2 separate regions of the Homo sapiens genome follow, and region 2 is linked to region 1. A link is a loop called in an ENCODE intact Hi-C map of the cell type or tissue named here. Cell type or tissue: Caco-2. All regions are shown on one strand. Each heading gives the region's core, and the rest is flanking DNA. Links, peaks and the distances in the headings are about the cores only. Region 1 has its middle 44 kb from the start of MYCNUT. Region 2 has its middle 110 kb from the start of MYCNUT.

Region 1 (2,916 bases), core at 223-2,722:
TAATCCTTTGGGTATATACCCAGTAATGGGATCGCTGGTTCAAATGGTATTTCTAGTTCTAGATCCTTGAGGAATCGCCACACTGTCTTCCACAATGGTTGAACTAATTTACAGTCCCACCAACAGTGTAAAAGTGTTCCTATTTCTCCACATCCTCTCCAGCATCTGTTGTTTCCTGACTTTTTAATGATCACCATTCTAACTGGTGTGAGATGGTATCTCATTGTGGTTTTGATTTGCATTTCTCTGATGACCAGTGATGATGAGCATTTTTTTCATGTGTGTGTTGGCTACATAAAAGTCTTCTTTTGAGAAATGTCTGTTCATATCCTTTGCCCACTTTTTGATGGGATTGTTTGTTTTTTTCTTGTAAATTTGTTTAAGTTCTTTGTCAATTCTAAATATTAGCCCTTTGTCAGATGGGTAGATTGTAAAAATTTTCTCCCATTCTGTAGGTTGCCTGTTTTTTTTGTCATGGAAGATCCTTGTTAGGTGAAGTGGCTCTTGAAGTCTTACTGAATTACTTATGGAGTTGATTTTATTATGTGGATAATAATCAATGCTTTCTCTTTATAGTATCCATCAAACAGGAGTTTTCCATTTTAAGGTAGTCAAATGTATTTAACTTTTCTTTATGACTTGTATGTTTGGTAATTTGTACATTATGAGACTTATTCAAGAAAGCTGCCTTTCTTAAGATAAAAAATATATTCTCCTATACTTCATTCTAAATCTTATAGTTTTGTCACTTTATAGCTTTAATTCATTTGGAATTAATTTTTGTGTATGGTGTGAGGTAGGGGGTCCAATGCCATATTTGCCATATAAATAACCAATTGTGTGAACACCACTTATGGAAAATTGCTTCCTTTCCCCTCTGATTTGCAATGCCTGCTCTGTCACAAATCCAGCTCCATATATGTGTGTGAGTCTGCTCCTGGCCTCCCTAGTCTGATCTTACTTGTCTTCTTGATAGTCAATCTGAGTTTCCCTGCACAAGTGCTAGATTGGCTTCATTATCATGGCTTTATGACAATGCTTGCTATTTGATAAGATCTGACAAGTCCAGTGCTTTGTTCATCATCTTCAGTATTGTCTGGGATATTGGCCTTTTGCTCTTCCATATACATTTTAGAATCAAATACTATTCTAAAATAGGGTAATTTCTATTTCCCAGGATGTTGTGAGGATTTAATCAAATGATGTATGGAAAGTGTCTACCATAATTCATAGGTACTTGGTAAAAGGCTGGGGAAATAAGCTGGTGGTGTCACCTTGGGGAAGGTATTCCACTCTCTGGGCCTGCTCTGCATCTGTGGCATGGTCTGACACTGGCTCCTTTCATATACCACAGAGTTGATGTGGGAGTATAGGTGAGAGAAGAGATGTGAGAATAGTTTTCAGACTGTAAGTTGAACTTTGTATTGGTCCCATGGGGATTATCAAGCTGTTATCAATATGATTACAAAGTCCTTGGATGAATGAGAATTGACACTGGGGCCTCACCAAATACTGTGCAAACTTGGGCAATTTTCATGGTCACATTCTTTTTAAGAAATGTTTCTAGGCCATGTGCAGTGGCTCAGGCCTGTAATCTTAGCACTTTGGGAGGCCAAGGGGGGAGGATGGCTTGAGCTCAGGAGTTCAAGGCCAGCCTAGGCAACATAGCCAGACCCCTGCCTCTACAAAAAAATCAAAATAGCTGGGTATGATGGCATACACGTGTGGTCCCACCTACTCAGGAGGCTGAGATGGGAGGATCACTTGAGCCTGGGAAGTCAATGCTGCAATGAGCTGTGATCACATCACTGCACTGCAGCCTAGGCTATAGAGTGAGACCCTGTCTCAAAAAAAAAAAATTTTTTTTTTTAGTTTTATGAGTACTGTGAAGGCCTTTACCTGCTAGAGTGCAGCGCCATCATCTTGACTCATGGCAACCTCTGCCTCCTGGGTTCAAGCGATTCTTTTGCCTCAGCCTCCTGAGTAGCTAGGCTTACAGGTGCCTACCACCATACCCAGCAAATTTTTGTATTTTTAGTAGAAACGGGGTTTCACCATGTTGGCCAGGCTGACCTCAAGTGATTTGCCCACCTCAGTCTCCCAAAGTGCTGGGATTACAGGCCTGAGCCACTGTGCTCAGCCTACCTGCACATGTTTCTTATTCCAGTGACACACATGTGCTTAGCTCACTGAGATGGTTGCCAGTAGTTGCTTCCTGGTTCCTGAACTATAAGGATAGGAATTTTGATACAAAAATCAAATATTGTGGTACAGTTGACTTTGCTCCCCAACTTCCAGCTGCCCTTGAGATGCTTCCAAGCTCACCCAGCAGCCTATGGTCCCAACACTTATCACTGAGCACCTCTCCCTCGCCTGGACTGCCTGTTCCTCTGGGCAGCTGGTGGACCTTTGCTCCTGGTCCGCAGAGCTCTTGGAAGACATCACTGTGCTCACTTCTCTCACAGGACCCCACCCAGTCCTGAGACAACCCTGGGATGCAACTGGGGGCTGGAGAGGCAGAACAATGTTTTGTTAGTTAGAAGGACTTGGATTCCAGACCCGGCTCTTGCTCTTCTGGGCTCTGTGACTAGGGGCATATGATTTCTACTGTCTGTAATTTCCCTCATGAAAAATGGGGATGGTACTACTTAATCTTCTGCAAGAATGCCTGTCAGGCACCTGGCGTGGGGCCTAGTGTGCACTAGGTCATCATTTTGGCCAAACACACTCAGTAAATGGTGACTGAGTAACTGAGACAGGGCAAAGTGTGAGGCATGTTTGGGTGGTGAAGCTAAGTAATGGTTCATTTTGGGGGTGGTGTGGATATGTGGATATGTGTACCTGGGGCATTCATAGTTGGAAGTGATGCTGGGAGTGACTATTAAGGTCAAATTTTGGGAACTTTGAATGTTAGAC
Region 2 (2,916 bases), core at 258-2,757, 65 kb after region 1:
CCTTTCAACCTCCCTATTCTTTCAACACTGCAGCTAAACTGTAGGCAGCAGAGAAATCTCAACCCTAAGAGAGACTTTGCTTTTCTCAAGTTTCTTGTCATTTGCACCTCAAAGGCCACAAAAACTAGCCAAATCCTCCCTGCCAGTCCAGATTCCCTTATCATTTACAAACAAATTTGCATGTGGTGGCTCAGCCAGCAGTCGCAGAGCCTAAATCTGAGCCAGGTCCTTGTCCACAGCCTGTTGTCTCTGGCCACGCCCTACTGCCTTTCCAGGCTGACTGAGAAACTGCAGCCCTGTGCTCATCACGCTGCCATTCATCTCGGATTTGTCAACGTGGATTTCAATTTTAAGCTTTTTCCTTCAAAATATCCTGCTTGCATTTGGCATTGGCTTCTGCAACTGTGCAGTTTGAGAACAATATGAAAATCAGCATTTCATCAAGCTGTAACGCTTGTTAAATGAGATCTTGAAGTCCCTAGAATTATTCTTCCAGAATCGAGTGGAACAAAAGATGCCTGAATTTTAAACATTCAGTTTGAAAAAAAAAAAAAAGAACTGAAATGTGTACACGTCCTTGAATTTCTAAAAACTAAGCCCAAGCAGGGACAGTTGGGGGATTTTCCATCCTGTGAGATTTTCGTAGTGGAATTAACCTCATTACAAGAGCGCAGTGAGTGTGGGGCGGGGAGGAAAGGGGGGTGAAGGTGGGGCTCCTGGTGTGTGGCTCTGGACAGACATCTCTCCTTCTCTGGGTCCACATTTTCCATCAGTCCTATGAGGGATGGACCAGGTGCCCTCTCTGTTTCCTCCCACCTGTGACTGTCGGTGCATGTGGCCTCCAATTCATCACAATTTGCACTTGAGACAAAGTGATCTGTCTATCCCGAGTGCACCCTCTCTGCATTCATCACAGCTTCTCCTCCTTCCAGAAATTCAGTCTCATGTTCATCTGCAGGGATACCCCAGGAGTAGCTTGATAATCATCAAGAGCATTCAGCCCAAACCACAACTACCCATCCCAGGCCTATGGAGGGAGACCTCCATGCCCCAAGGGAGGCTGGAAGCCTTAAAACCTCTCTAGGCTGGGTGTGGTGGCTTACAACTATAATCCCAGATACTCAGGAGGCTGAGGAGGGAGGATCACTTGAGCCCGGGAGGTTGATGCTGCAGTGAGCTATGATGGCGCCACTGCACTCCAGCCTGGACAACAGCAAGACCGTGCCTCTAAGAAAAAAAAAAAGAAACAACTACCTCTCCAGCCCACTGCCCCACAGGAATGCGAGGCATCTCCTGGCCTGCCTCCTTCCAGCGGAGGAGGGCCTGCAGGAGGCACAGGCAGCCCATCCAGCCCCTCCAGAGAATCCACGCCTGAGATCAGGGACCTGCTTCCTGGGTGGATCTCAGCCAACTAAGTCAAGGGCGGCTGGACAGTCCATGACTCTACCATATAGACCTAAAAGAAATGTGACTCCGGAGAAGTCATTTCCCAGGAAAATGCATTGAAACTTCCCCTTCCCCCCCACCAGGCTCCTCCTCCGAGGGCATATGGGAGAAAGGAGTGAGGAAAGAAGGGAAGGCCACAGACCTGTCCAGTACCCTAGTGGGAGGTGTCCTGAGACCTTGAATAACCTCCTGTCTTCCCAGGTACCCTCCACCATTATTTGGCAGAATCTGATGATGTGTTCATACCCTAAGCCTTCTCCAGCTCTTTGGAAAACAATTCACGGTTTGATCTCTTCTGCAGACATTTTTTCCCTGGCCTCCTGCTCTGTTCCAGATGTAGGGCCCTGAACTGAAGGCAAAGGCCTTGAGAACAGTGGCCCATGCCCCGGGGAGCTCTCTGTTCCCCCCTCACACCCTCCATCAAGGGCAGAGTCCCAGCCAAGCTTCGGGGCCAGTACATTCTTATCTTGGAAACTTGTAATGTGCTCTCAGGCTCAAAGACTAGCTGGGGTGGGTGGTGGGGGTGCTGGACCCACAGCAGCTATAGACTGACAGGGAAACAATGCCCGACACCGGGCCCTTCCCACATGCCCTGCTGAGGACCGACCTGAGTTTCTGAGGCGCCTCTGCCGGGCCCTGTGTGGAGGGAGGAGGCAGAGAATGGGTGACGGGACCCTGGACAAGCCAAAGCGGTGAGTGGGGCTCACACTGGAACAGGCAGAATTGGTCACTGGGGGGAGTGAGGGGATGGGGAGAGACTGGAATCATATTATTAAAAAGGGATTTCCAGAAGCTTTGCCAAGCATGAAGAATGCAGACTCCCTTCAGACACGGAAGGCAAGATTCTATTGCTTGTAAATTATTGTGGATGCTGGACTGGTGTTTGTGGAGCAGAGACCGGGTCTCAAGGCAGCTTAGCCTTGGTTATATTCAGTCCTAGGCTCTAGGTATAACTAGACGCATCTTATTCTCCCCAACCCGTCACCTGCCACGATGAGCCTCTTAGGGGCAGACTTCGCGTCTTGCTCTGTCTCTGATGCGTCCTCGCCACCGAGGCCCCACGCATGTGTTTTGAGGGAGCATAGGCTGAGAGAAGAGGCCAAGGGAGGGGCTGCAGCCAGGCAGGCTCTGCGAGCTCTTCTCCCGATCATTTCCGTCTTCTCACTGGCCCATAGGTGTCTAACCCCCTAGCACATGCTAGAGCTCTGTCTTAAGAGATGACTTGGAAAGACAGATGGGGAGGGAGGAGATGGGGAACCCAGTAGGCACTGATATGACTGTCCCAAACTCCTCAACACTGGCCCTCGGTGGGGCTGAGCCACGAGGAGCAAGAGGGCAAGAGGGCAAGAGGAAAGAGGAGGGCAGGAGGCAGGAGGTGAAGGAGAGAGGAAGACCGGGGAAGAGGAGAGGGAATGTCACACGCAGAGAGGAGGAAGAGGAGAGGCGGAGGGATGAGGAAGGCCCAGGAGA

The links. Hi-C counts contacts between places; a loop is a spot of excess contacts. Peaks named below come from ENCODE experiments on the same cell type or tissue, not always from the same donor. Only the 100,000 strongest peaks of a DNase experiment are listed, where the experiment ranks them.
Region 2: a loop joins it to region 1, with 2.1 times the contacts of the local background. A loop is called at or near these places in 1 of 110 quality-filtered maps.

Annotation. Positions count from the first base shown.
Region 1 is chr2:15,875,085-15,878,000 of GRCh38, reverse strand. No RefSeq gene overlaps it. Among named protein-coding and RNA genes, the nearest start is that of MYCNUT, 44 kb to the left of the region's middle. In Caco-2, for the core only: no CTCF peak of the experiment used is centred there; a DNase peak (open chromatin) is centred at 1,510.
Region 2 is chr2:15,809,957-15,812,872 of GRCh38, reverse strand. No RefSeq gene overlaps it. Among named protein-coding and RNA genes, the nearest start is that of MYCNUT, 110 kb to the left of the region's middle. RefSeq lists enhancers at 1,435-2,162, 2,891-2,916. In Caco-2, for the core only: no CTCF peak of the experiment used is centred there; a DNase peak (open chromatin) is centred at 1,292.